Regions from separate parts of the Mus musculus genome. Here all the other regions are linked to region 3. The links are chromatin loops, found by intact Hi-C in ENCODE. Cell type or tissue: heart. All regions are shown on one strand. Links, peaks and the distances in the headings refer to the core of each region. The heading gives the core; the rest is flanking DNA. Region 1 overlaps Gm30069 (a long non-coding RNA gene). Region 2 has its middle 29 kb from the start of 8430437L04Rik. Region 3 has its middle 60 kb from the start of Gm30069. Region 4 has its middle 5.2 kb from the start of Gm30069.

Region 1 (7,422 bases), core at 1,368-6,367, 52 kb after region 3:
AATGGCATGGTGTTGCTGTGATAAACACCAGGAGCAAGAGCTACGTGGGGTAGGGAAGGGTTGATTTGGCTTCCAGGTTACAGTCTGTCATCGAGGGAAGTCAGGGCAGGAACTTAACCTGAACCTGGGGCAGGATAGCAGCTGGGGTAACTTACAGTAGAAGTGCACACATGAAGCCCAGCTGCATGCCAGCCACCATGTGAGAAGGACTCACCAGGCCCTGCCCCTAGCTAGAGCTGTTAGCGGCTGCTGGCTGTTAGTGAAGGGGAACCATTGTTTTAAAGGATGTGGCCGCTGGTAGATTGCATATGTGCCCGTGGATGGTCTTATACCCAGGTACACTCAGGTGGCACCAACTGGGTTCCATACAGAAGAAGGAAGAGGAGGAGTCAAAAGAAAGGGGAGGGGGAGGGGAAGAAGACAAAGGCAAAAGGGAATGGGGTTGGTTATTATTAAGTTATATTGTTCATATGTGTAAGATTGTCAAAGAATAGAAAATATTTTTAAATTGTTCATTAGAATTCTGGGGTTTCTGTTTTGATATAAATGTTGGGACAAAACCTATTTCTAGAAATAAAGGGGGGATATCAGCAATGGTTCAGGAAATAATTTACCAAGAAACACGAAATCCTAAATGCGTATAATTTACCAAGAAACACGAAATCCTAAATGCGCGTGTTCTCAATATCAGAGCTCTGAGACACACAAAGCGAAAAGGGACACCCAAGAAGGAAACTGGACTCACGGTGACAGCTGGTCACGAGAACAACTTTCTCTGGAAAGCAAGCAGACAGTCCTCGGCAGCACAGGCCATCCTCTCCCTACTTAGCAACCTGACTGTAGAGAAGCTTGCAGGGATGCCACCAGCCATATCAAGATGCATATCCAACCCTTTTAAAAAGACATCACCAAAATACACTAATATTAAGTTAATATCAGCATATTGAAAGGGGTAAAATTATCATGAGCAAGTTCCCGACCACATGGGAATTAAGTGCAGAATCAGTGCAGTTCAAATTGGTGCTATTCGTCCTCTGGACACACTGTCGGCTCTAGTGGCTCTCTGTGGCTCTGGAGCAGGTATTCCATGCATTATTAGGACTTTCTTGGAGCAGCTGCTTTGAAACTGTTAGTCCAGGCCTACCAAGTTCACTCCCTCTGCCCCTGCAGAGCTCCTGGGCGTCTCATCTCTCTGAGGGAAGAGTCATGAAGCCTGTTCTCCCGCTGGCCACAGAGCAGGTGCACCGTGCTAATGACAGCCTAAAAAGACTTGATGATCCAGGTCCCCAGGCCCAGCCCTGGCTGAATGCACTCTCCTCCCTGCAAGCAGGTCTCAGAAGCATCGAAGTCCCAAAGTCTTTTGTCCCCAGCAGAGAGCTGTAGCCTAGACAGGAAAATAAGCAAACAGTCCTAAGGAGCACTGTGGGTGAGTCAGGACGGGCCTGTGGGGCTCGTAGCATCTACCTTTCTGATCATCTTTTCTGTTAGCTTTTTTGGACTTGGGTTTATTTATTTATTTCCAAAGACCCCGAACATCTCCTGAAATACTTGCTGGGTTTTTAACCCATTTCCATAGGTAGCAGCAGACAGAAGTAGATCCAGGGGCCCAGGGTACAGTTCCAGGGCACAGATTAATGTAAGGAAAACAAGTACAACAGATAAGACACTTAAGGAGGGATAGCCATGGGGCGGTACAGCGTTGCAAGCTTTGCTTTTTGCTTGCTCTGAGATGTTCAGCGAGTTTCTATAATCTCCAAGCCTCAGTTTCCATGACAGAGAATGGACACGCATGCATAGCTGTCCTCTAAGCACAGGAAACATACACACGCATACATACATATTCGCACATGTTCTTATTTAATCAAGTAATACTTATAAAATGACTGCTATACCTAGGATGTGGTAAGTGCACAGTAAACAATACAAAATAAACAAACCCCTTGGCCTGGGAGCAGAGGGTGCCCTCCACAGAATAAGAGGGTCTGCGAGAATCAAAGCAGAGACACTTTCCAAACGTTTGCTTATGATACAAGTAGGGAGAGAACTGAAAACAAACAGGCTTCTTTAAGAAAATTGCAAAGACACTCTGCATTGGTTTTTGGTTTTTGGTTTTTTTATAAGTAACTTGCTGTCACCTTGGTCTTCTCAGAGGCAGAGGTAACTTCTTTCTGGTGACTTCTAATAAAAAGTCTATTTTCTCTTCAAAGCGGGGGCTTCTCTGTTCTTCCACTGTGGTGTCCCCTGAAGGTAAACATGGCGTTTAGAGCTCACTATACATTCTGATGCCTGCACACACACATTCTAAATATAGTAGCCAGATGATTGCTTAATTTAGCTAGCAATGGCAGATTGTTGACAAAGAATGCCTGCTGAGTCCCAATGCCTCAGAACGTGGCATTTGTGAAGCAAATCATATCTGCAGAAATGACTAACAATGCCATTCGCTTCATATAGTGACATAATATTTAGCTCTGTCACGGGAGTCTAATTGCCTTATTTTTACAATGTTAGTACTCTATTGATAAATATAGATTACCTGGATCCAGTCAGTCCTGCCACAAGGAGAGCAGCAGTTGCAGATGGAATCTCTTGGGCTTAGGAAACTCGTAGCTCACAGTACCAGCCATCTGTTCTCCAACACTTGTTTACCGGGATGGTGTCTAAACACAAACAGCTCATAAACAGATCATTTTATTGACTCACAATTTAATGCATAGATACTCCAAGAAGCTTAAGCAATTAGTTTCACACAACAACTTAAACTGTCAAGGGCCCTACTAATAAAATCCTGCTGCATTCTGTTGCTTGGTCAGTGTGCTATGGGTTGGAGAGCTAACCTTGTCTCACCTTCTTTTATGTTTCATAGGGGATCATGCACTCCCAGATCTTGCCTCCTGTACTTAGCCACTGTTTGATGAAAGCGTGCCTCATCCTTCAGGCGTATGAGAATATAACAGGGTCCCGAGAATCCCACTCTACCTGGCTTTGAGCAAAATGAGAAACCACTGGCTGCTCAGACTGATTAGTCCAAGTGTTTGATGACTGAATCTACCTGTGCAATCTCTCTTATCCATGAGGTATGCTTTCCTCATGATTAGTCTGTGGATATGAGGGTCCCCGTGGACCATATTGGTCCAGCTTGACTTCCTGGTGAAGAGAAAATGCATCTATCTCCTTAAGAATTCAGGAAGACTTCTCACAGGTCTGTCTTGAGGAATGAGATTAGAAAGCTCTTTCTGGCCCTACACATTCTTCATGTGAGGTTCATGGCTGGCTGGGAGGAAGTTAGATTACCAGAGCTTCAGTGTCCCAGTAGGCCATCATGGACCCAAATAGCAATGATTCCCAAGGGAAAGGCTGATGGGTGGGCAAAGAAGATATCACCTTGACATGGTGTGTGTGTGTATGTGTGTGTGTGTGTGTGTGTGTGTGTGTGTGTGAAGAAGCACAAGGAATGGCTCAGAGTGTGTGTGGCTTCCTGATGAAGAGGTTATTTTAGATGCAGAAAAGCTTCAAGATGGGAGAGCCACTAGGTAGAGCTTTAAAGACAGGCAGGCTTTTAACTAGAACAAGAAAATTTCATGTATGAATTTCTCTTGTACAAAAATATTTTTAATCATTACAGTAGTTACATAATTAAAAAAAAAAGTCAGTGGGGACAACACTGGCCTGGCCTCTAGAGTTATTCTGTGAATAAGGAATTGTCTTTCTAAACTCTGAGGTCAGGGAGCATACCTAGTGAAGTGCTTCCCTGGATAGAACCAAAGCTGGTGCATTCACGAGGGTCTGGACTTTTCTGGTACTTCTAAAATTCCCGACTCTGCTTAGGCCCTGACTGACCTGTGTGCAGGTTTCAGGGCAAGCTCATCCCTAAGCATCTCAGACCGCTTCCTAGTACACGCTGGATGGTGTGCAGCAGGCTTTGGTCTTCGTGTGTTCACTTGATTAAGTATCATGAGACCATGTCAGACCTTTGCCCTTAATCAAAAACAAAGTATATTTATACCCAAAACAACAACAACAACAAAACTAGTCTTGTAAACTGTAAATTTCCCTAAAGTTACGTACTGTCCTTGTATCTGGAACCAAAGCAGTTAATTAAAAAGCTGTGTGCATGACCAGAGGGACTTCAAGTCCTCCCTAGAGCTTCTTCTATTGGATTGAGGAAACCATCAGCTACTATGTTAGCTTTCCGTTACTATAACCAAACGCCTGTGATGTGACTAATTTTTTCAAATCCTATTTTTAATGATGGTTCTTAAAACACTTTCACCTTCCTTGTAACCCACCAGAGGTAGTAGAAAAGAAAGGATATGGGGGAAGTGGACCTGTTTAGAAAGGTTCTTTGGAGCAACTTCAATCAGCAGTTCAGTTCACAGGTTAGCAGGCAGCAGCTCGATCCACTCGCAAACACCTAATGGATACACTAGCAGTCCAGTTCTGTAAAGTCTGGTTAGCAACAGTGGTGACATGCCCTAGCAGAGACAGCCAGTCCTCAACCTCGGCTCGAGTCAGCAGGAGGGAGCAACAGAAACACCAGGAGAAGTTCTCAACTGAGTTTCTCAGGGAAGCAGAGATCAGTGAAGATCCAAGACCCACAAGTGGTGCACAGTTAGCTGTACCAGCAAGCCGAGCTCTGTCTCCATCACTCCATAGAGTGAGTCCTGTATATACCCTCCAAACATCACGTGTCCTCCATGAGTCTTACCTCAGTACAGATCCTGCCTCAGCACAGGTCTTGCCTCAGCATGTGCATCCAATCAGTCCAAGTTCATGGTAGTGGCAAGAAACTGCAGCACACCACCAGAACTTTTTTGGTGTGTTTCTCTCTATGGAGTCCCAACAAATGCAGGTCAACTACTTAATGTAAGGCGGACCAATACATGCGTGTCATTAGCAAAGAATCCTTCATCCCGTGTCCTTTCATGTGCTTGTTTTAGCAGTTCCTGTGTCTGTGTGAGTGAAACATTCCTTTTCCAAGTCTGCTTTAGCCTTTCACACCTGTGTCCACTTTAACAAAATATTCCTTCACGTGTTCGCCCCAGCAAAACACCATCCAGCCGATTTTCCAGAGAACCCTTAAGTTTCCACTTCACTGCTATAATTAACTTAGAAGAAGAAAAGGTTTATTTAACTCACAGTCTGAAGATTCCAGTCTAAAACTAGATTAAATCATTGCTTTGTGAATGAATCCATTTGGGAGATACTGAATGGCAATGGTTGGGATTTCCTGAAGGAGCAAAGTTCGTGGGTGATAGTCAGGACACAAGAGAAAGAGGAGGGAGTCAGAGTACCACAACCCCCTGCAAGGACCCCACAGTAATCCTAAGCACCCAAGGCTCTGTCCCAGTGGTCTCACCCCAGAGACCAAGTGTTTATTTAGTGCAGGGCTTTGGGAAACACTGCTTTGAACTGCAGCTGGGCTGGAGTATGTATTCCAGAATCTGTCACTAGGAGTGCTCTCTAGCAGGGTTCTCTTAACAAAAGAAAGTTTTCTAAGGGAAAAAAAAAATCATGAGAAAGGCTATTTTTATTTGTTTCCTTCTTCTTCTTTAAACAAATCTGTTGGACTTTTTCAATCTTTTAGAGACCATTTTCATCTTTGGCTAATATGAGAGGTCAGAGAGGAAAGACAGTGGCTCACAACAGAAACTATTGTATATACTTTATATATAATATAGTATAAAGTATATAAAATATAAATACCTTTTTATATATAAAGCATATTTATATATACTGTGTTATATATTTACCTTTTTTTTTTTTTTTTTGAGACAGGGTTTCTCTGTATAGCCCTGGCTGTCCTAGAACTCACTTTGTAGACCAGGCTGGAGCTCAGAAATCCTCCTGCCTCTGCCTCCTGAGTGCTGGGATTAAAGGCGTGCGCCACCACGCCCGGCTGTGTTATATATTTACTATATTTTATATGTACTATATTTTATATCCTCATCTTAACTTCTGTTTTATCTGCTTTCTTAATTTTGTTTGTCCTAAAGTCACCTCTAATCATTTTAGGGGTAGAATGTAAATAAATTAATTTAGTAAAGCAACATACATAGTGTCTATTTAAAAAACTTCACAAACTGACTCAGTAGGATATTTTTTTGGACATCTCTCTGGGTCGTCTTACAATAGTGTTAATGGTAAAGCTAAGATGCTTTGGATGGGGGCGTGCTTTAACTGGTTCTTCCAGCACCTCTAAGAGGCGAGAGTGTGAGCGGCTGTGTAAGAACCTGTTCTCACTCAGATCCAGAAGGTGCTGGGGTGGCCAGGAGTTGACAGAACTCATCCTTAGGTCCAAAAACACTTAGAGATCCTGGGTGCTCCTAGGATAAAGTTCTCTGTGTCTGTTGATTGAGTCATTGTTTTTAAACACTACATAATTTTGGAGATTGCCAACTTATTCAGAGCTCAACTTTTGACCTTAAATTCTTGTGGATACATTCCTGGAAGGGTCTCTAGTAGGCCAACCTGACATTTTATTTCTATTGTTGGGAAAGGGTTCTCAACATCTCCATGGAAGGTAGGTGAAGATCTATGGGTTGATGCTGCACTGGTGACTGACATGATTTGGATGTTTTTGAAACCCAAGGTCTAACTGACACACATAATTATGGAAAAAGCCTTTAGAACAATCCAGAGTTGAGAGAGTTTCCTGTGAGACTGGCTCAGAAGCTCAGCATCATCACCAGCCTGCAGTTAGTCCCTTCTCTCTGTTGTACGTCTGACAGCTCTCCAGACTGGCTTTCCTCTTTATTAAGAATGGTGGCCAGCAATGATCGGAATTACTGACTGTGGACTCCTGGAGGAAAGAAAGCATCGGTTGTTCCTCACCTATTGATGCTTTCTTCTGCTTAGACCAACCTTTGTCCCATGCTCACCTCTGGACCACCCAGCAGAGACATGTGACTAAGGACAAATCCAGTTCTGCTAGGACAGAGTCAAAGACACCTCAACTACATAGTTAGAAATTTGGAACACAGTAGAAAGATGTGCCATGGCACTCCGGTCGAGTCAGCCTGTCAGGCAGGGATGCCTAAAAGCTGCTCAAGAGGCAAAAAGATTTTCAAGGAAGCTCTCCTCCTGGAGTCTGGCGTTCTCTTAATTCTCCATTCCTGCGTTAGTCTAGTGTATGGATCCAAGTGCTCTCTTTCAGTATCATCCTATTATAAGTGACTTTTAAGATTGAATTCTGACATAGCTAAAGCCTCAGTGTTTCAACAGTCCTAGATCGTCCTTGAGCAAGACCTTGGGCTTGGAATTCAGTACTGCTCCTGGTATTACACTATCTCTTTGAGTAAAAGTTAGGTCACTGCCCTTCACAGGAATCTACCATCACCAAGGAAGAAAGAAGTTTCTGACCGCAGGAGAAACCAGAATAGATACTTAGAATTATAGCTGAGTTACACCTATATACAGGAA
Region 2 (7,422 bases), core at 1,208-6,207, 120 kb after region 3:
CTATCTGTCCTCACTTGTTAACAAGCTGAAGATAGAAAGTTGGTAGAATGCACGATTACCAAGCAAGAAACAAAAGAAAGACTCGCGGTGGTTTTGTGTGCTGTATACAGTATGAGGTAAGAACAAATTACATATGCATGTCATAGCTGCAAAATACAAATTGTGTCATTTCAACAATTCCGTATCCATGGTAAATATTCTGATTTTTGCATTAAAAAGTGACATCGCACAGTGTAAAGATGAATGGTAAGATTTATGTCAACAATTTGAAATTTAATTTTTTTCTTTCTCTAGAATGACATTGACTAAAAACTCCCATAATGAGATAAGAAAGACCATTGGCGAAAGGGGAAAAAAATCATGTTTTAGTGTGTTTAAGGATGTTTTCATTTTGCACAGAGACCTGCAAATCAGAAAGCTAACCTTGACCTCAAGGGTATCTTCTTGAATTGAAGGACATGTTAATACTGGCATTGGGGGACCATCAAGCACACCAGGGAGGGTGCTCTGAGCTGGAGTCAGGTGATAGACATGGTCCCTAGGCAAGAGGGAAGGCAGACCTTCCTGCCCAATAGAAAGGATTTGAACACGGGTGACACATGGAGGAGAGCTGCTTCTGTCAAGCCTTCCTTCTCTCAGGCAGCAGCAGCAGCATTGACACACGCATGCTGAAAGCCTTGACCGGGCCCTGTCTCAGGGAAACGCCAGTCTCGGTCCAAGTTCATTTGGTAGGATTTTGTCTATGCTTCAGGGAGTTCTCTGTGCCTCAGCAGTAGCAAACCTGGCCTTGTAAACGTCACCTACTAAAAGAAGAGCAAAGTTTTATGTAAATATTATTTAAATTTATAGTGATATTCCTTATCCAACAGAGGAACAGGAAATCATTAACTAATTCCCACAGGGAATGAGGTGGTTATTGCAATGTGGTCAGATATTAGAGCAGTAGGGGTGTTCTGGTGGTCTCTGTAAGAGACCAAATAATGAGCTTTTTAATCTGGTTTGCCCCGATATGCTATGGTGAGGATAAAGGGGTCCAGGATCTGGGAGATTTTCATAACTGGGTAATTTTTAAAATATCACTTTTATAGGAAGAGGAGGAAGAGAAGGAAGAGGAGGAGGAGGAAGAGGAGGAAGAGGAGGAGGAGGAGGAGGAGGAGGAGGGATGAGTTGCATGTGTGAAAGAGCATTGTCAGAGACCTCATCTGAGCCTTGTCAGAATCCCTTCATGGCTGCCCGATGACACCAGGGGAATCAATGCTCTCTCTACTGACAGCCACTTCTTCAAACATCATGGAATGTGGTGGAAACACTCATGGGGACGACATGGGCAGTGTTTCTGTCTCCTTGTCTCCTTGTTCTTGGAACAAGGGGTGAGCTTTGCTAGCAGGGAAATCTTCCATTTTCTCCACGAAGCTCTCTTGAAGAGTGTGCTGTACTTGGGTTTAATTTCCTGTACATCCCCCTCTGCTGTGAAGGGCTGACTACGAACCAATTTAAGTAACTCTAAAAAAGCTAACACATCAATGACCAGGCACACAGAAATGCTGTACACTCAAAGTCACAATCAAGCACCTAAGTGGCATTGTGTGTCAATTGTGTCAAATATTATGAATTAAAAACACTAGTGAGGGGCTGGAGAGATGGCTCAGTGGTTAAGAGCACTGAATGTTCTCCCAGAGGCCCTGGTTCAATTCCCAGTAACCACACTGTGGCTCACAACCATCTGTAATGGGATCCAATGCCCTCTTCTTGTGTGTCTGAAGACAGCTTCAGTGAACTCATAAATGAAAAAATAAATAAATCTTTTTTAAAAAGACACTATTGAGTTGGATAAGTATTGGCATAACAGTTTCCGTCCTATGTAAATGGTTTTCTATTTGGAGGACTGTGAAAACAGATTGCTCTCTCTCCAAGGGGAAAATACAAGCACAGAATACATTGCTCTGTGTTAAGGGGGTGGTGTCAAGTGTTCAAACTTTAGGTTCTAAACTGGGCACTGCTAGTTATTAACCATAGACCTTGGACAGTGTCCTCATCTGAAGAGAGGAGAAAAGAGCCAGTCTGACCTCACAGGGAGCTTGTGAGTTTGAAATGAATTGATATGTGTACCCAAACCTTGAATGTAGCCATTACTTAATAAATAGCAGCAGCAGCAGCAGTGTTGTTATTTTATACAGGGAGGAAAAAAAATGAAGTAGAAAATCAGAAACATCAAAGAAAAAAAGAAATTTCTTAAAGTTGTGGTGAAGATCTAGGACAAGCAAACACCAGAGTGAAAGTAAGATGGGAGAAGTGTATGTATGGCATTGTTTACTAAAATCCACCATTCATTTCAAACTCTAAAGTCTTCCTCGGCCTTGCACCAAAGGCTAACTACCCAGTTCCCTGAAGGCCCCACTTTACAATGATTGTAATTACGATCAAGTTGGTACTAAGCCAATCAAATGACTCTGGCCCGCCAGCCATACAGTATATTTCAATGTCATGTTCTTACTTTTTTTTTCAGTCTTTTAATTTATGGTAATCTAATGTGTGCCTTGGGTTCTCTATTAATTTGGTCTGGTTAAACCCTTTTTAAAAGTTTTAAGCCCTTCTCAAATATTGGCTGAATCTACCAGCTAGGGCGACTGGTGGGTGGAGGAGAGACAAGCGAGGACTGCTTCAGAAAAGTGGGCCTTTATTCCTTTTGTCATATTTTGATTTCTTTAAAATTGCTCACTTGCATTTAAGTCCCTAAGAGCCATGAAAATTATGTTGAACGGTAGCAGGGACTTGTGAAAAGGCCCCACAGAAGCGTCTGAAATCTACGGGCCCTTGAACCTTTTTGCATCCTGCAACATCTGACATGCTTTGTGAGAGGCGGCCACCTGCAGGAGTTCGAAAATAGATGCTTCCAGCCAACAGAGAACGCTCAGAAGTGATGTGTTAATATCATTCTCGTAACTACTTGACCTCTGACCTAAGTAGCAGTAGCAAGCTGACCCAAGCCACAGTAAAAGAATTGGAGCTGTCATTCATATATTTGGGACCATGACTGAGAAGGGAGAGGGGAGGGAAGGGGAGACAGGGGAGACAACTACAAATAATTCCCTCCCCCCCCCCCCCCCCAGTGGTATGAGTTTGGCAGATTGTCTACCCAGCTGAAGTTCATTGAGTAATTAGCTAATCTCCGGGTTCATTTTTCCTGTGTGTGTCAGCTTAGACTCTGACTCACTCTCTCTCTCTGCCTGTCTCTCTCCCTCCCTCCCTCCCTCTCTCCCTCCTCCTCCTCCTCCTCCTCCTCCTCCTCCTCCTCCTCCTCCTCCTCCTCCTCCTCCTCCTCCTCCTCCTCCTCCTCTTCTCAGTTTAGATTTTCAACAGTTGACTTACTGTTTGGGTGTGGTAGAAAGTCAGTAATAGATCAGGAGGAAGGAAAGTGTGTATCACAGTGATTTTGTTTATGGAGAGTTTTCAAAGCATGGAATAAAATATATATTTTTTTAATGCTTAGAAGCCCCGGGGAGAAGAAAAAAAAAGCCAACATAATATAATGGAAACTTCATCAGAGCTAAAAAATTATAGCTCTACAATTCAAGATAAATCAGTAACTTCTACTGATCAAACCAGGGCTCCCTGCTAGGGTCACATCCCAGCTGCCTGCCTCACAGCCATAGACAAGACTTTATTCTCTCTCTCTCTCTCTCTCTCTCTCTCTCTCTCTCTCTTTCTCTCTCTCTCTCTCCTTTTTTTTCCAAACTGTCAACACTGCAAAGCCAATCCAGCTGTGGGGAAGGCAGCTGTGTGATATTCTGCCTCCCACTTAGTCAGCCAAATTGTCTGCTCACCGCCCCCGCCCCCATTCTCCTCCCCCAGTTGTTGCGGCTGCAGGGATAGAAGCACACCATGGCTGGAGACAGTTTCTGCCAGTTAACCCTGTGTTTCTCTGGCTCTCTCTCTTCTAGGCTCCCCTTATCATGCTTCCTCGCCCTGTACCTCCCCGGAGTCTTCTTTTTTTTTCCCCTTTTTATAGAAAGATCGTGTGCACGAGATAATTCTGATTGCTGGTAATTTCTTTAAAATCTAGTCATAAGCACAATTCCACAGTTCACGGCAGCCTTCTCTTCCCATACCTCTCCTCCTCCTTTTCATTCTTTGTTGATGGCTACATAGTATCACTACCTGGACTGACCCTGCCTTCATTTAACCATTTTTGGACTTAGCCGTAAGCAATGGTACAATGAATCTCTCTGCACACATCCCTACCTTCCTTTTTGACTATTTTCATCAGGAAGACTGTGAGTGGCATTGCTGACGAAAAGGCCATCTACTTTCTTAGGCATCTCATGAGTTGTTCCAGATAGCTTTCCTTTTAAGATCTATGAGCGTATGGTAGTCTAAGCCATTTTTAGTGGCTGAGCCACATGAGAGAGAAATGTGTTTCCTTTTCCCTCAGAGATAATGTGGAAACCATTGTACATCCCCAAGTCCTGTGTCCCAGCTGTGTCTGCTACAGTTTTGGAGACACGGTGTCCCTGTCTAAGGACTCTAAGGACGGCTGGGATTCAGTCTCAGGACTCAGGACACTAGCAGATTCTCCAGGGATGCTCCACGCCAAAGAGCAGACTAAGTGCCCCTGGAGATGGTGAGTACCCAGCAGGAGGGGAGGGTTAGCACTCAGGGGAGGGGTTTATCCTCTGTGACAATGGCTGGGAGTAGGGGGATCATTCCAGCTTCCATCAAGCTTCCCCCTAAAGAGCCTGGGGAGAGAGAGGAGGTTAGAGAAGACAGATATTGAGGAAGGATTTGAGAAGGGTGGATTAAAGGGAACAGAATCCTAAGCAGGGCTCCAAAGGCGTTGAACCAAGCTGGCTGGCTGGGTACCTGATTGTTTGAGTTTTTGGTTTCCATACATTTAAATATCTCCAATTATACTGATACTTATTGACAGTTCTTATTTTAGGCATAGGAATTTGTACATGTGCAAATGTGTTTATAACACAGGCCATATCCTAAATATCATCTGTGCAAACTGTATGATTTCATTAGATAAGAAAAGCATGACTTCCTTCCTGGAGAACCTTGAGACAATGTAGACAATCATAAAATTATCTTTAATCCTTGTCACCTAATGTAGCCACACTTCCTATGCTATCAACTTGCTGTGTATACTTCCATAGAGTCTGCCTTATATTTACATCCATGCATAGGCCTGAATAAGATGTATAGAATAATAATCAGTGTGGCCACACTTGTATATATCTGCCATAGTGTATGTACTGTCTTGTAACTTTCTGGGGGGGGCACATTAAAATATTTAAAATAGAGATAAATCTAGATTCTTAGTCAAATATAAGTTCCCTGTTGGTCATTCCAGTAGGAGTTCACTGCACTTTCTGGAGGCTCATTCTTTCGTAGTTTGAAGGGAAGGGCATCTCCAGCAGTGGGTTTGTATTCCCTCTTTGTCTCCATTGGCTCTTCAGCATTGACTGTTACCATAGAATCTGAGAGCCAGAAGGGTTTCCTGTTGACTCTCTGGCACAGCCCACTTATTGTATTGGGTGTGAAAATAGGTGAGAGGCCTGATTCCAGTTCTTACCTACCCACCTCAGCCTTGGTTTGTGCGATCCTTAGTTAGGGATGATCATTTCTGAATAGCTTCCAGAAAATTCCATGCAAGCCACTAACACTGAAAGCATTCCTCGGAGCAACTTTGTTCGCAGACAACCTCTGATAATCCCTTTCACCAAGATTTTGGCTCTGGGAGAAAAGCTTTAAACGCCTAAGCCAAGCAGGAACATGGAAGGAGCTGGATGGAGGAAGAGTGGCAGCCTTGGGTTCGACCTCGGGATTCTTCAGGTGAGATGAGCCCTCAGCTTTCCCTCTCAGGACCACTCAGTGAGCAGGGCTTTTATTTAAGGCCGAGCATTTGAAGGTCAGCTCCCATCTTTTACTTTTCTTATGATGTCAGAGGCAGAAAGAGCACAGCTTGCCTCTTGAATTTCAGGTGCAGGACCATTTCAGAAATAAGCAAGGAGAAAAAGAAAAGGACACAAAAAAGAAGAAGAAGAGAAAAAAAAAGACCCTTTGGCTCACAGAGTAAAAATCTTTGAAATGAAAGTTGTGCAGGCAGTAAATATGGAGGCACACAATACATCCAGAGCTGCAATTGAGAACACAGGCCACTGCCTCTCGGTTACAGAAAGCCAAGAGATGTTATGTTCCTTAATTAAAACGGAGCTCAAGAGTCGGTGGGAGGCACCTGCACAGCCCCTACCTGAAGATGCCAATGTACAGAGAAACTTCCAGCCGAGGAATTCACACAGAGGACGTGTAGGCAATTGTAAGTTTCTTTCAAACTCGGCCTCTGTCTGTCATACCTATGTAGTTACAAAATCAAAGGGGATAATAAAGTTCAATTGTATATTCACAGTTTGATAGTTCTATTGATAGGTCTCACACACACAAAAAAAACGCCATTTCGGGAAACTGAATCTGTGTCCCTCCATAAAAAGTTCTGAAAGACTCTCCTGGATGGCCAGTCCCCACCCAGAAATCCCTCCAAATCTCAGCCTATGAAGTGGCCCCAGCGAGGTTCAAAGGTGTCAAATTGGGTCTCCTCTCCCCAGGTTCTGCCTGTGGTTTTAAAATATCCTTCTGATGATGGCAAGAAGGAAAGGAAAACACCCAGAGCAAGACACAACTGAATTAAAATCCAGTTCCTGAGTAGAGAGCCATTAACCCAACCATCACCACGGCACTGACGGGAGGAACGGATTCCTTGTGAGGTACCAGACAGGGCTAGGCTGAGAGCCAGCCTCCTCCCTGCCCTACATCCTTGCCTCAGGAACCGAGACCCTGCCAACTCTGAAGGATTTTCTCATTTTTAAAAACATCAATGTATTTTGCTACTACAGAAATATTCTCAGAGGCACTAGAAAATCAGCACGCAGGTGCCTCTATTTTTTTTTTTTTTTAGATTTTTCTTGGAAAAGAGGAGTGGGTGTTTGACTAGATTCAAAACCAGCCAGTCTGTTCTTGTGAGAGTGTATGGGACTAGGCTTGTGGAAGAGTGGAGCGCATCTGAATGCAAAAAAAAAAAAAAAAAAAAAAAAAAAAAAAAAAAAAAAAAAATTAAATGGAGGAACTGGGCGGGGGGTGGGGGGAACAGGTGCTCTTTTATAAAGGCTAAATTCCATATTTACCAAGCTGATTTGCATGAGGCATGTTTTCAATGAAAATATTGCTACTCATTTGGCTGCATTTGTGCAACAGAAACATAAGGATGGAGCAGCAGAGGGGCGTGGTTCTCAAGCTGGATTCTTGCACCTTCCCCTCAGCCCACAGTAGACAGCACATTCTGGAAGTTCGCTCTCCCGAGCTAAGTGCTGCTCCCTCAGCCAAAAAGCCAGAACTTTGAGATTCTTGTGACCCCAAGAGACAGCC
Region 3 (7,422 bases), core at 837-5,836:
CATTGTTGTCTGGAGGCAATTTCCCCTCGAGTTATTGCATCCCCTGTTGATAACCCGGGAAATATTCTAAATATTTTAAATACTAAGAACTGTCTTTAGTAGATGCCCCATGTCTCTTAGAACTGCAGTGAGCTGTAAAAACAGCTTTTCCCCTCCAGACAGCTAATGTCACAGGATATGCTAGTAACAGGCAGCTATAGAATTGAAATGCGAGCAGAGTCCTAGAAGTTTTGCATTGCCTTCCCTTCTCTCAATCCATCTTACATGGCAAACTTGACATCATTTGACCTCTTGAGTTCTAGATGGTTTTGGGTACACATAACTGAAACCTCAGAGAGGATGTTCTGATGAACAAGTTGTAGTTTCTAGTGAACTTATGCATCAAAATAGATGAAAATTTAGGGGCCACAGCAGACCTATTAGCACAATAAGTTCACTGGCGGGGGTGGGGGGGGGAGGTGTCTTACCTGAGTACTGTACTGAACTGGCAGAACATTATCTTTGAAAACAGTTATAAATATAATCTGACGGTATTGAGAGATGGCTCAGCAGTTAAGCACAGCTTGTTCTTCCAGAAGACCTGGGTTCAATCCCCAGCACCCACATGGCAGCTTACAACTGTCTGTAGCTCCAGTCATAAGGGACCTGACACTCTCACACTGTCTGTAGCTCCAGTCATAAGGGATCTGACACTCTCACACTGTCTGTAGCTCCAGTTCTAAGGGATCTGACACTCTCACACAGATGTGCGTGCAGGTAAAACACCAATGCACACAAATTATTAAAAATTATTAAATTATTAAAAATGAGCAAACAAAACGACCTGAATGCCATGCTTTCTAAATTTTTATTAGCCCTTCATCCTACTTAGGAGACAGGAAGAACTTGTTCTCTGTAAGGGAACATTAGCTATTTCAATTTGTCTGGATGAATTATAAAACTGGGAAATATACAGTGCTGTACTTTTCTGGATTTTAACATATATGATAGCATTCAGTGACAGGGTGTCCAGAGGCAGTATATTCAGAAATTCCCTAATAGGATTGTAAAGGTGAGATTAGCCAATGGTTTCAGGTAAATCTTCACTTAACCATACCCAGCTGGGAGCAAACACTTCCAGCCAATATCCAAATGAAGAGGGGAATCTGGCCCAAACTAGGATGGCTTATTGCTCTCGTTTTTGTTTGTTTGTTTTGTTGTTGTTTGTAAGGCTTATTCCACTTTCCATAGATTTAAGAAAAAGCCGTTCCTTTCCTGCCTTCCAAAATCCAACTTGGGTGTTCTAGCCCGAGATGCCTTTGAAGGTACAGTGCGCTGTGTGCCATCTGTAAACAAACATGAGCACTCCTGGAAGGGATGCCTCTCAGGCAGCTGCAGGAAAGGAGTCCCTTCAGTTGGTCCAGATCTCTCTCTGTCTCTGAGCTACATGAGGCTCCTGAGGAAGACTAAGGACATGAAATGTCACTGGGGTTTCTTGAAGAATTTTTGGTAGCCCAGGCTGTCCTGGAACTCACTCTGTAGACCAGGCTAGCCTCAAACTCAGAGACCTGCCTGCCTTTTTGCCTCTCAAGTGCTAGGATTAAAGGTGCACACCACCACATCCAGGACCCTTGAGTGACTCTTAAGAAATAATGGGGGCTGGAGAGATGGCTCAGCAGCTAAGAGCACTGGCTGTTCTTTCAGAGGTCCTGAGTTCAATTCCCAGCAACCACATGGTGGTTCACAGGCATCTGTAATGGGATCTGATGCCCTCTTCTGGTGTGCCTGAAGACAGCAACAGTGTACTCATATACAGTAAATTTATACATCTTAAAAAAAAAAAAGAAATAATAGAATATGTAAGGAAGAACAATCTAGAAGAAACTGAGTTTGGAAAAAAGCTGCCCAATGATGTGTAAGAATTACTCCTAACTTCTTTTCTCTTCCAAGTGTTGGGAATTGTTATATAACTTAAACCCATTATTTACTTTATCAGTTTTATACTGTAAAGGGTCTTGTCCTGTGAAGGTCCCCCTCGGAATTTTGATGAAGGCACCCCCTCACTTTTACTTCATATATTTATCATTCCTTTACATAGAAAATTGGATGATGAAGCCAATGGGTTTAGTTTAAGCAAGAGTCTGAAGAGTCTAAGATCTCTTTGCTTGTGGCCACATAACTTTAATGGTCATATGGTCTTCTTTGTACATTGTGAGGAATTTAATTTCCCTTTGGATATGGTCACATGGAACAAACAGCTTTCTCCCATTGTGCCCTCAAGTCTTATGTAATTACATCAGGAACACTGTCATTGTAAGTCAGCTCGATCATTTTTGTATCTTATAAATTTGACAAATTTAACAGTCTACTTGAGAAGGGTTATCTTAAAACAACAACAACCTGGTAGTAATTAGATTTACTCTTCATCCATAAATATCTACAGTGGTGGGCTGGAGAGATGGCTTCTCGGTTAAGAGCACTGGCTATTCTTCCAGAGGAACCAGTCCTAATTCCCAGCAACCATAATGGCAGCTCACAACTGTCTCTAACTCCAGTTCCAGGCATCCAACATGCTCACACAGACATACATGCAGGCAAAAACCCCAAGACACAGTAAAACAAAACAAAACCAAAGACAGACAAACAAACAGTGGAATAAAAAAGGCTCAGAAGGAAAATCATGATGAAATAAGAAAGAAGAGAGAGAACAGAAGGCGGGGATACTGAAAAGGATGAGGCAAGGCTTGGCCTCAGTGGGAGAACGGTTAGCCTGGATAAGGCCCTGGTTCAATGCCCAGAAAACCACGAGACACAAAGGACAGAATGTTTGTGAAGAGAAGGCCAAGAAGAAGGAGAGAAAAGTGGACAGAGGCAAAAGAGGGCACAGAGACATTTTAAAGCAAACCATGTCTTCAGAAGGGTAACGTATCAAAATATTTTTAAGTACAAGGAATAAACAAGTTAAGAAAGACATCCTCACAGGAAATCAGCCTTAATTGCTCAATTCCCCAGAGCAGCCGAGATGGCAATGCTCTGTGACACTGAGATGGCTGGGTCCTGTCGCCAAGAAAGTGTAGCAGCGTGTGCTACACGGTCTTTTTGACACTTCCATTTGCTATGAAATTTCTCAGAATAAACAGCACATGTATTTTAGTAAAGACAGAGACTACGCATTTCCAAGGGGTGGGGTGGAGGTACTTGCAGGTGGCTTACTAAGAACAGCATGGGTTCTCACCCAACCAGAACCTGGGTGGCAAAGGAGACAGTGTTCTAGGTCCAAAACTATCAAGGAGAGATGGCCTCCCTTCAGAGTCCTCAGAGACTGGTTTCCATTACGACCGGTTCAATCTGCCAGAAAGGCAGGAACCATGGGGACGGTTGGGAGAACCCCACCCTCTCTGGGCTTAGGGTGTGCTGGCTCTGGAGAAGTTCTTACAAGTTATTTGGTTTGGGTCTTTCACCTTAGGAGTTCCTTTTAGCTAATGAAAGACAGCCAGGCTTGGGCAAGGCATCTCTACTCTACTCTCTTGAAAGAATGAAGCCCACTGCTGTCCCTCTGCTGTTTCCTCCTGGTCTATTTGGAAGCTGGCAAACGGATTTGATAAAAGTGACAGGCTTATCAGGTTAAGATAGTAATTTACTTCCACTGCTTTGAGAGGCACCAGCGACTAGCAGTAAGAAGAAATATATCTACCCTGGTGGACACATTTCAATTCATTAGGTTTCCCGGCTTTCATCCAAGACAGACTTTTTCTTCTTAGCCGATAAATCTGTTTGGTTTTTACTTCACATGGCACTAAACAAGCACACATCCATTTATACTCTAACAATATCCAGTCTGATTAATCGGTTTAATTAGCAGTGGGTTGATGCTTTCTTGGCCCACTGCAAGTCCAGTTACCAAAAAAAAAAAAAAAAAAAAAGAAAAAAAGGCAAAGCAACCAAGAGGGGCTGTTTGTAAAAACACATGCCTGCAACAACTGCAGGGGACCGGGGAGAGACATTCTCCCAACAAATGTTAGCCCTGGGCAAAAAAAAAAAAAAAAAAAATTTTTTTTTTGAGTACACACAAAAGATTAAATTAACAATAGATGAATGGCAGATAGGAACTGCCAGTGACCAGACTTTCTTAGGAGCCAACCTTTAACAACACGGATTATTTCGGATAATTCATGGTTTGCCATTTTTTATTCTTTGTCTCCTCTGTAATATCCAGGGCACATCTTAGACAGATAATTAGGGCATTATCATATTCCTTAACTAAGTCAGACAAATTGCACCATGCTTTGCCGCAAACCAACCTACAGTTCCACATTAGCATTGTCTAATTGTTCCAAATAAAGTCCTCGACTTCTCCCCCCCCCCCCCATTGCATCAACTTTATTTGTCAATAATACTCAGGCGAGAGTGAGCATTCCCTTTTGTGGAGGATTTTCTTGAATGTGCTAGCCACTAGGTAATCTTACAGTTAATACAGGCCACAGCATGGTAAAATGGGAGAAAATATAAAGGTCAAAACCAGGTTTCTAACATGAAAAAAAGTGAATGATAATGACATAATTTTTTTTCAGCTCATCAGGCTCTTGGCTAAGTGCTGCTGTTATTGCCAGATCAGTAGTGTCTGACAAAGAAAGGCTTTCTGCAGGCTGCTTCATTAGTCTGCCCTGTCGGACCTCACCTCCAGACCTTTTACTAATCTGTTGGCCAGCTCAATGGTCTTGTTAGTTTTATTCACTTGTTCCTGACAGCGGCTTGTCTCAGCTGTAGCCCTCCCAGAGGCCGGTGGTGAGAACAGCCAGGTTTGTGTCTAGTACCTTTAAATAAAAACAGTGAGAGACAACTTTGGATATTGTCAGAACAAGTCAAAAAAAAAATCGCTGCTGACTTATTTTATGTTGCGGAAAGTTAAATTATACCGTGGGCCCAGAAGTAAACGGGACTGCATTGGGAGACGATGCCAATTCACACAATGAGAAGGTGCAGGAGGGAAAATGGAGGCAAAGGAGATTCGACAGTTTATGTAATTTTTGTTGTTTGTTCAAAACAGCACCAAGGGGCTGGGGGTGGGGGGTGGGAAGAGAAAGAACACAGAGACAAATTCAAAATCCTACGGGGAAATTGAGAATGTCATTTTCCCAGACCAATTACCTGAAGTCATGAAGATTTAATACAATTGATTCGTGCGTACCATTAGTGCCAATAACACACTTAATACAAAGTGTCCCAAAACATTTTGCATTGAGAGCTGACAGCAAGATAAAACTTAGGGGGTGGGAAGCTTTTAAGGTGAGATTTGAAGAGCCTGGGTGATGGATGAATCACTAAGCCCAGAGGGAGGGAGCCAGGGTGGGAGCTGCTGGGCTTGGGCCAGCCAGGGCAGAATTTCCAGCTGTGGAAGTAATGGAGAAAGCAAGCCAAGGAGATTGGGGGCTCCCTGAGCTGGCTGCAATGACAGAGGCACTAAGGGTAAGTGGAAGGAACGGGTAGGAAAATGAAGGTCTCGCTCCTGCAGACATGCTGGGGACTTAGCTGTTTGTCAGAGGAATGAGGAGTGGGGAGAAGACAGAGATTTGGAGCAGCATTCAAGAACAATCATCGTTCGAGCAGTCTCTCTCTCTGTGTGTGTGTTTCTGATTTGCTGTTCTTTTTCAACAAATCATCTGCTCATTTAATGCTCATAAAGAACTTCCTCAAAGAAAGAAAAGTGTTTACGCTTCTACTGCACACTGGGACGGCGCTGGCAGATCCGGCATTATGTAGAATTTTGCTCATGATGTATTTATGGAAAAACATTAGCACTGAAGTAATTAGATACGTAAGTTATGTGAGACTCTCAAAGTCTCTCTGGGGATGACTAAGCTAGCAGCAGCCTGTTTTATACATAGGGAAACTGAGGTCAGGGAGAAAGGAGCACAAATGGGATGCAGGCCTTTAGGAGAGCCCTCATGAACTAAGGGGAATACTTCTTAGATTGGCTGTAACTCGCCACTCAAAATTCCTCAAACCAGTAACAGCCAACCAGAGCCTTCCTCTGAGGTTTTTACAGCTTACCCACCCCCTTCTTTGCAAACAGCTGGCTTACAGTTGTGCCTTGCAAAGCCAATCTGGATTGTTAAAGCGAATAAGGAGGCTAGGTCCAATACTGCACAGTATATCAGGTTTCATACAGGGTAACACAGCGGGCAAGGTCTCGCCTTCAAGGAGACCATAAGCTCTTCTCTTCTAGACCTTTCTGACTAAATAATTTACTGGGCAAATTAAACTACTCTATCAGTTTACTAAGGCTGTTGTATGTAGCAAGGTGACATAACTCAGTGGCTTGTACATTCGACATTTATTGCCTCATTGTTCTGGAGTTACATGGACACTAATAGCCATTGGTAGAGTTGGCTCCTTCTGGGGATCGTGAGAGGAATGTGTGTCTGTGCCTCTCTCTTAGCACCTTACGACTGCTGATACTCTTGGCTGTTTCTTAGTGGATTGGAATACCTCCCTCACCTCTGCCTTCTCACGATCTTCTTGCTATTTGCTAGGCTGTCTCCAACTCCCAACCTCCTTCTTATGAACATATTGGGTTAGGGTCCTTTGTAACAATTGCCTAGTAACTTCTTCTAAAATGCAAAACTCTATACAAGCCTTGTCTTTAAACACAGTCAAAGATTGAGATATAAAGTTCGGGATTTCAGTACAGTATTTTAGAGGAACACAATCCAACCCATAATAGTTACCGGGGGTAGACATTGCTACAAAATGGAAAAGGATGGGCAGTTCAGAGATAAATGGGGTGTGGCCCCGGACCACTTGCACTTAAGTGAGAGAGATGGGCCAGCATGCAAATGAATGCAAGTTTGTTTGCTTGTTTGTTTGTTTTAAAGGGAATTTAGAGCCAAAGTTGGCCATGCTGAATCCAAGGGACTGAACAACCCAGAGCGTGTGTTCTATGGAGAGGCTGCAGGGGTCGGTGATCCAGGTTTTCTTTGAAGGTCTCCCTGCTTGCCAATACTAGAGGGAAATTCTGACATGTTGCAAAAATTGTAGTGGGCTTCTGCGCAGAGGGTGTTTTGGGAGCTCAATGTCTCTCATCAGGTGTGAAGAGTGACAGACAGGTTCTGTGACTAAGCTGAGTTCCAATGCAGAGACTCTGCAGTTTGGAGGTCAGGAAGAAGGGAGAGTGTGTGTGTGTGGGGGAGGGAGTGGCGGGGGGCGGGGGGGGGGGCAGAGGCTGAGTTCCAATGCAGAGACTCTGCAGTTTGGAGGTCAGGAAGAAGGGAGAGTGTGTGTGTGTGGGAGGGAGTGGCGGGGGGGGGGGGGGGCAGAGGTGGACGTGTGTGTAGGAGGCTCGTTTCAGGAGCTTTGGGAATCCACGGGCAACTAGTGCTAAGGGCTGGGAGATGGTCCTTTGAGTGCTCACCGTGTTTCTAAAGCTCGGTGGGAAGAACTGGT
Region 4 (7,422 bases), core at 1,307-6,306, 65 kb after region 3:
CATTTGATGGTTTTAAAGTTGGATTCTTTTGCTGTTGCTCACAAGTAGGGTTTCTTTTTATACCCTACACGTTAGTCTTTAATTAGACATATAAACTACAAATATATTCACTTTTGTTGAAATTTTGTTTGTTTGGATTTTTTGTCCATATGTATTTGTGCTTGTGTACTTTTGTACCACATGAGTGCAGGTGCCTAAGGAGGGCAGAAGACATTGGATCCCCTGGAATTGGAATTACAGGCACTCGTAAGCTACCTGATGTGCGTGGGTGTCAGGGACCAAATTCAGGTCTTCCTCAGGAACAGTAAATACTCTGAGCTGCTGAATCATTGCTTCAAACTCCAATATTTATACACTCCTCAGATATATGTCTTGCAAACATCCCTCCCTATTGAATGGTTGGCTGCCTTTTCCATTCCTTTGATGATGTCCTTACATGCGTGGAAGTTTCTAGTTTTGACGAAGCCCAGTTTCCTTCTTTGTTGTTGTTGCCTGTGTTGCTCCCATCCTTAGGAACAAAAGGCAAATCTAGTGTCATGAACTCTCTCTCCTGTTTTTTCTTAAATTTTACAGCTTTATTTCTCTGTAATCTTGGATGCCTTCTGAGAGTTCTTAAATATGTGGTGTGTCCAACGCTATAGTTTTACGTGTGGATAACCAGTTTTCTAGGTAATGCTTAGTGAGAAGTATTTTCAATATCTTCAATGCCTGCCACATCCTTGTCTACTTCCTTACGTAGTGTATAGAAAATGGGAAAGGTTTTCTTTTGGTAGTTTTGGGTCCCTTCTGGGGTCGTTAGTATCCTTCTTCTACAATGTGTTACATCACTTCTCAGGGGTCATCTCGATTAGCATCCTCAAACTGCTGTATTCTCTTGGTCTCTTTCTAGGCTTTTGTGTCCTGCTTTGTCATCAGATTGTTGACTGTCACACTCTTAGCCTCAGGAGCCTGTCTTCCTCACAAAATGTCCTCATTTGTTTCTATAGACTGGTATGACTGAGCGACAGATTTAACAAGAATTGTTTAAAGTCGCTTTCCTGCTTCAAGGAGACACCTAGAGAACTCATGAATAGAATAGAGGGAAAGATAAAGAACTTCACAAGAGGTATCAACTCTGCTAAGAGATTTCTGTCAGGTCTCTTGAAGTCTTTATTTGTGTCTGATGTCCACAAAATGGGCTTTACTAACCAGCATGCTGGAGTTTACAACCCACCTTTCTAGAGATAAGCAACCCACTTCTGGATTGATAAGCCACTGCTAATTTTCACAGAATAAATATTCTCAGAAAGGCCAGTTTTAAACACACTATGATATCACTGGATGTGGAAGTGGGAAGAGGCCAGAGAGAGATAATGCAGAGCACTTCAAAATCAGGCATAATAGTCATAAACAATTAGAACTTGCTAAGAACAGGGGTCATAGAAAGGAGTTGGAAACTGAAGCATTTTGAGTAATTACTATCTTTATGACTTAAATCCTCCCCCCCCCCCGCCCTTTTTTTTTTTTTTTTTTTTGGTGACTGTGACCAAATGCCTGACAAGAAGCAACTCCTGAGAAGTGTTGATTTTGATTTGTAGTTTAAGGGCAATGTTGGCCATTGTGACGGTGAAGGCACTGCCTCAAAAGCACGTGCATATGTGTGTACACATGTGTTAAGGCCAGAGGTCAGGTGTCTTCCTCAATTGCTCTTCTCTTCAGGTTTTTTTTTTTTTTTTTTTTTTTTTTTGGTTTTTCGAGACAGGATTTCTCTGTATAGCTCTGGCTGTCCTGGAACTCACTTTGTAGACCAGGCTGGCCTCGAACTCAGAAATCTGTCTGCCTCCCGAGGGCTGGGATTAAAGGCATTCACCACCATGCCCAGCTTTCTCTTCAGTTTTTAAGTCAGGGTTTCTCACTGATCTGGTTTGGTTAGGCAGGTTAGCCAGAGAGCTTGAGGGAACCACCTGTCTTTGCCTTGCCAGTGCTGAGATCACAGACCCGTACATCTATGCCTGGCCTTTTACCCGCATTCTGATCTGAACTCGGGTCCTCACGCTTACACAGCAAACACTTGGAAGGCTATGAGACATCTCCGTGGGTTTATACCATTTTTGTTTTTACCAAAGGCATATTTAACAATTGACCTGCTGAAATCCTGAACAGTTAACAGTCAGCTCTTGCAAACTGAGTTAAACCAGCTTTTTTCATCTCTGGCATCAACTCCTTTGTTGGTGCTAACGGTGATAAAGCTATAAAAGTTACTGTCCTGAGGAACTGTAAAAATTAAAGATGTAACTAGAGCTCGTGAGGCTTCAGGTTAATAAACAAATGACAGTGACAATCAGTTTCTATTGGAAAGAGGGATTCTGGAACGCTGTTTTGCATAGTACTGGATAGCTAAAATTTCTGGCTGCTTCTTTTGTTTCGAGCACCATGATGAGTTCCTTATTGTCATTTATTCCTGATAAAAACTCTCTGGTAAGCATAATTGTCAGCAATCTACAGTTAAGGAACTTGGGCTTTAGCCAGGCGCGCATGCTGATGTACATTGAGTTTCTGCCCAGGTCTGCGCGAGACTTAGCATTCCAGAATTCTGTGTTGGAAACCACTGGTTTCCTAGGTGATGAGGAGCCGGGGCTACTGAGAGGAAGATAATGCACCTGGGTAGAGACCTGAGAGGACCACAATACAGGATGAAGCTGGAGACACCGGAGTGATCAGACCGTTCAGACCTTTAAGGCGTGTTAAAGAGTCTCCTTCAGATGCCCTGAAAGCCACTCTGAGGTTTTAAGTGTGAGATGTGAAGTGTGTTCAACTCTGTCTTTTAGAGGTAGTTTCTGTGAAGCTGGCTCAGCACACCCAGAAGAGATAAATGGCCACCGCAGGGATGCTGGCAAGGGATGCTGGGAGCCTTGGAGCGGGTGGGGCTAGCTTCTAGTTTTTTTCTGCTAGTGACTGAGGCAGGAAGCAGTCCAGATGGGAAACTTAGAGTTGAACTTTGTGTCTGTTGATTGTGATGTTTCCCCTAAAGCTGCAAGAAGAGAAACAAGAAATTGGGGACTCACAGTTTTAAATTCTAGAAGAGTTTCATCATGTCTTTGATAGTTTTTTTCTTCTTCTTCATCTTCTCTGTCTTCTATTTCTGAGAAATGTATTAACCACATGTAAGAGCTGAGAGTTTGATCTTCTAATTTTATTTTTAAAATAATTCCTCAGCTAGTCTCCACACTGATATTTTTTAATTCAAGTTACCAGAAGAATCTGATTATATACAGAACGTCATTTACAAATTTTATTAATTACAGGCGCTGCGCTGTTACTTTCTGAAGTTGTCTTGTCCTTTGAGGAGTCTCCCTCACTGCGCCTGGCATTTGTCTCACGAATGCATTGTCTCCCTCAGAAGTGGCCTCATTTTTCTTCTTAAGGGTCCCTCCTGCCTGGCTACTCGCCTTGGTGTCACCTCAGCTTCTTTTCCAGTCTCTAACATGCTGGCGATTTTTCCTCAGCGGTTGCCTGTGCGTTGGTTTCAATTAGTGATGGAAGCACTAACAACTGTGAAGGAAAATCTGGGGCTCGACAACAGGGCTCGCTGTGTGGTGGTGTCGCCAAGAGACGCTCTAACTTTCAGAACCTTTCCTTTTGGGAAATTCTGCAATGTCAGATCCCGAGACCTTTTTTTTTTTTTTACTCTGAGGCTTTTTAGCTTTTGTTTGAAAATCCTCTGCCTCCTGCTGGAGAGACCTGCTGCTGGTATTCCAGTCTCAGGAAGAGGCCAAGGGGAAGTGTCCCCACAGTTCTGTAGCCCTAACACTGTCTCTCTGCTGGAACCCAAGCCTCACTCCTGATCTAAGCTTCCTTTGTTCAGTTTTTCCAGCTTGAACCTTGACTCTCCCATAGGACTGGCGGTGGGGAGTGGGCACAAGGACTGGGGTTGGAGCACTTCCTGGATAAGGATTCTTCAGAGCTCATAGCGGAACCATCCGCCCCCCCCCACACCCCTACCTTCCCACCCACCCCAACCCCACCCCCACCCCCGCTTCTGCTGAGTCTATTACAAGCACTGCAATCCGTAGGAACTTGTCACTTTCTCTTCTGATTTTGGCTTTTCTAACTCAGCATCTTAATGCCTCCTTTGGCTCTACTTTTTAAGCTGTCCATTTTAGTGATGTTTATGGAGGAAGTGAAGACAAAAGGCGTGCTTTAATTTTGTAATCTTTGACATTACTTTTTCCATTTTAGTATTTGGAATCGATATGAACGTTTAAAAGATTACATGTTGACTTCTCTTTATCAGGAAGAGACTATGTCTCATTCGTATAACTTAAAATGACCAGAGCAAAATAAAAAGGGAAACAGGTTCCTCTTCCCTTCTGATCTTTCAATTGTGCCATTATAGAAGACACTGTATTAATTGATCAGACACTGTATACCTGAGATAAAGCATCAGCAGGAAATGGAATATAAGAAACAAATCCACCTTTAATTTTTTTTTGAAGTCTCCTAAGAGGAGCATTTCAGTAGCTGATGGGGCACGTCTCCATGGCCATTTAGACTCTTGAGTTTATCTGAAATAGATGAAGTGTTTTTGATGAGTGACGTGCCCTGATCATGTACATTCCTGCTGATTGACGAACGTGGCAGCGTGCTTTCGGCTGAGCTGGGGATTGGGCATCGTTTTTGTTGGCCTCTGAAGTGAGGTGCTCATGTGAGGACCCCCGAAAATGGTCAAGAGCCAGGGAGCTGAAAAAAGCACTGGGTTCCTATGGCGCTCTGCCGGATAAAAGCAAGAAATTAGCTGTCACCCAGCCAAGGGCACCGAAGACCCCCAGTAAGCACGCCATTGTTCTGATTGAAGTGGAAGAGAAGGCTGCAGAAGAGCCTCTACTCCACATCTGAGTGCCAGGCTAGCAAAGGCAGCGGAGAAAGCTTTCAGAGAGTCAAGAGCAGTTAACAAACTCTGAAAGGGAAGAAGTGGGCGAAGCCACACTGCCTGGAGGCTTTATTGAAAGAAGAGAGCTTCATACACAGGGTGAGGAAATGACTCTCAGGACGTTCAACAAAGATGGCGACACTAGTGACAGGCAAGATCTGGGTAAAAGTAACACTAGTCACGAATTATCACAGAAAGTTACACGTGCCATTTAATGCTTAATGAAATACTTTAGAGTAGTGCTTTTCACAGGGGGCTCTGCGACTGGATAGTTGTTGGTCAAAAGACACAAAATCTCAGGTAAAAGGAATAATAAAAATCCCACGCTTAATGCCAACCTAAAAAAAAAAAGAAAAAGAAAAAAAGAAAAGATGTTCCTGTGTACCAGCCCCACAAGAAAATTCTACTTTTTAAGGGAAATGGCAGGGACAGTTAATAAGGAGGCACTGGACAAGCCTATTCTCTCTGACATGGGGAAGCCAGTTCTGGAAAGAGACACTGACAAGGTTTTATTGACAAAAGCGATGAGAAAGATATTGAGAATAAAAACTAATTTTTCTCCAATGGGCAGATTCTTAAGGAATAAATTCTCATAACAGAATTTGGGGCTAATTACTTTTACTAGTAAAGGAGAGGAGGAGAATCTGTTCATTGATTTTTTTTTTTAAAGATGAGCAATACTTAGTCATTAGAGGCTTCAACTCATTTGTTTAACTCAGAAAAGGCAGGAATAAGAAGTCAACTGTAAAATGAGGAAATGCTATAAACTGAGTATTTTACCATAGGGTTAACGTGGGAGAAAAACAAAAATATCACTGACAGCTTAGGGATTGCAACAAAAGCGTGCTTTCTCTCCACTCTGATACCCATCTCCAGACTATTCAATTGATCTTGATTTGTATCTGGAAAGCAATGCTAATTAAAAGAGCCAGTTGAGCTAGGGACATTTCCCCCAACATTCCCTGAAAGGGCTAATGTGTTGACATCAAGGCCTAGAAGAGTAACTGGCTAGAAGAATTGGCTGTTGGTATTTCTGAGTGTACTTGGGTGGTTCTACTGCTTTTAAGATCTTATGGAGTCATAACCTCATGGTGACATTGAGGTGTCTGGGAATCTGAGATGGCGAGGGAGATGAGGAGGGGAGGAGACACAGAGGGAGGGGGAGAAGACATGCCCTAGCGACCCTGTTTGCTCTATGCATCGCTCCACCACCACCTAGCATCCCACTAAGCTTTGAATTCATTGGTCTAGATTGATGAGGTTAGCCCAAACAATCTAGCTACCACCAAGAAGCGCCCACTCCCAAGCTGTGCTGTGCTGTGCTGTGCTGTGCTGTGCTGTGCTGTGCTGTGCTGTGAAGTCTGGAGGATTTTAGATCCAGGTCATAGATGTGAAGACTGAAGTCCCAGGAGCAAGTGCTGCACTTGGTGAATAATAAATTCTTACCCATGAGCAAGCCTGTTCACCCCATTGAAGATTCATCTTTCCAAACAGCCCTCAACTGCCTTTCTTCTGTGCAGACTTCCTCCTCTCCACCTTCTAACATCAGGCCAGCTGCTCAATGCCATAGTTCTTCAGAGCAGAAAGCCTTCCTCCACCTTGAAGGTTGCCCAACTTTAAAGTGTATGACCTAAGCTTCATGTGCAATGAACATTTTGTTCTTTGATCTGGCACCACATTTTCATGACAGCCTTGAGTGGTGGCCTCCTGCAGGACTGTAGGATCTGGACCTGGGAAGTGATATTAAGGTCCATATTGAAGAGTTGAATCCCAAGCATATGCAATTTAAAACCATGGTTTTTCTTAATAAGATCACTGATTTACCCCCATTCAGGGTTGCATTTAAAGTGTGTTTAAAATGCATGGGAGGAAAAAAATGCATGGGAGGGCTGGAGAGATGGCTCAGTGGTTAAGAGCACTTGACATCTCTTCCAGAGGTCCTGAGTTCAATTCCCAGCAAGCACATGGTGGCTCACAACCATCTGTGATCTGATGCCCTCTTCTGGTGTGCATAAAGACAAAGCATTCATATATATAAATAAGTGAATAAATCTTTAAAATTCATGGGAATAAATTTTGAAAAAAAAATCATCCTTGACCTCTAGTGAAAATTGCCTTTGACAGCATCTTCGGAGGCTAACCACTTCTTCAAGATATGTTTCCTTTCATTTATTCAAACATTTGGAAGACTACTTTTAAAAATAGCTTTATTATTATTATTATTATTATTATTATTTTGAAAACCCAACCAGCTCTTTCCCCTGGATCGTTTGACTTCTTCAGCATCCTTGCTATTTCCATACTTTCCTCTCTAAGCACAGCATGGCTGGTCTGGTTGTCCCTGAGCTGACACTTTGGCCTTTCCACTTAAGCCTGCAACTTTCTGTGTTAGCAGAGATAGAAGAGACCTCAGAAAAGACTCAGAAGGCCTTGGAAGGTGTGTGTGTGTGTGTGTGTGTGTGTGTGTGTGTGTGTGTGTAAAATGGTGTGTGTGGGGGGGGGCTTGATTAAGA

The links. A loop is a pair of places that touch in the nucleus more often than their neighbours do. Peaks named below come from ENCODE experiments on the same cell type or tissue, not always from the same donor. Only the 100,000 strongest peaks of a DNase experiment are listed, where the experiment ranks them.
Region 1: a loop joins it to region 3, with 1.9 times the contacts of the local background. A loop is called at or near these places in 3 of 42 quality-filtered maps.
Region 2: a loop joins it to region 3, with 2.3 times the contacts of the local background. A loop is called at or near these places in 2 of 42 quality-filtered maps.
Region 4: it touches region 3 in a loop (2.0-fold over the local background); 3 of 42 quality-filtered maps call a loop at or near these places.

Annotation. Positions count from the first base shown.
Region 1 is chr2:72,603,394-72,610,815 of GRCm38, forward strand. It overlaps Gm30069 (a long non-coding RNA gene), which reads right to left. Exons shown (of 4, transcript XR_374634.2): 2 at 2,537-2,660; 3 at 2,136-2,241; 4 at 532-1,384. Among named protein-coding and RNA genes, the nearest start is that of Gm30069, 8.1 kb to the right of the region's middle. In heart, for the core only: no CTCF peak of the experiment used is centred there; no DNase peak of the experiment used is centred there; H3K27ac peaks cover 340 bases.
Region 2 is chr2:72,670,663-72,678,084 of GRCm38, forward strand. No RefSeq gene overlaps it. Among named protein-coding and RNA genes, the nearest start is that of 8430437L04Rik, 29 kb to the right of the region's middle. In heart, for the core only: no CTCF peak of the experiment used is centred there; DNase peaks (open chromatin) are centred at 3,829 and 4,579.
Region 3 is chr2:72,551,984-72,559,405 of GRCm38, forward strand. No RefSeq gene overlaps it. Among named protein-coding and RNA genes, the nearest start is that of Gm30069, 60 kb to the right of the region's middle. In heart, for the core only: no CTCF peak of the experiment used is centred there; DNase peaks (open chromatin) are centred at 2,778, 3,348 and 5,378; H3K27ac peaks cover 244 bases.
Region 4 is chr2:72,616,750-72,624,171 of GRCm38, forward strand. No RefSeq gene overlaps it. Among named protein-coding and RNA genes, the nearest start is that of Gm30069, 5.2 kb to the left of the region's middle. In heart, for the core only: a CTCF peak has its summit at 3,708 (motif pointing left); a DNase peak (open chromatin) is centred at 2,882; H3K4me3 peaks cover 1,443 bases; H3K27ac peaks cover 769 bases.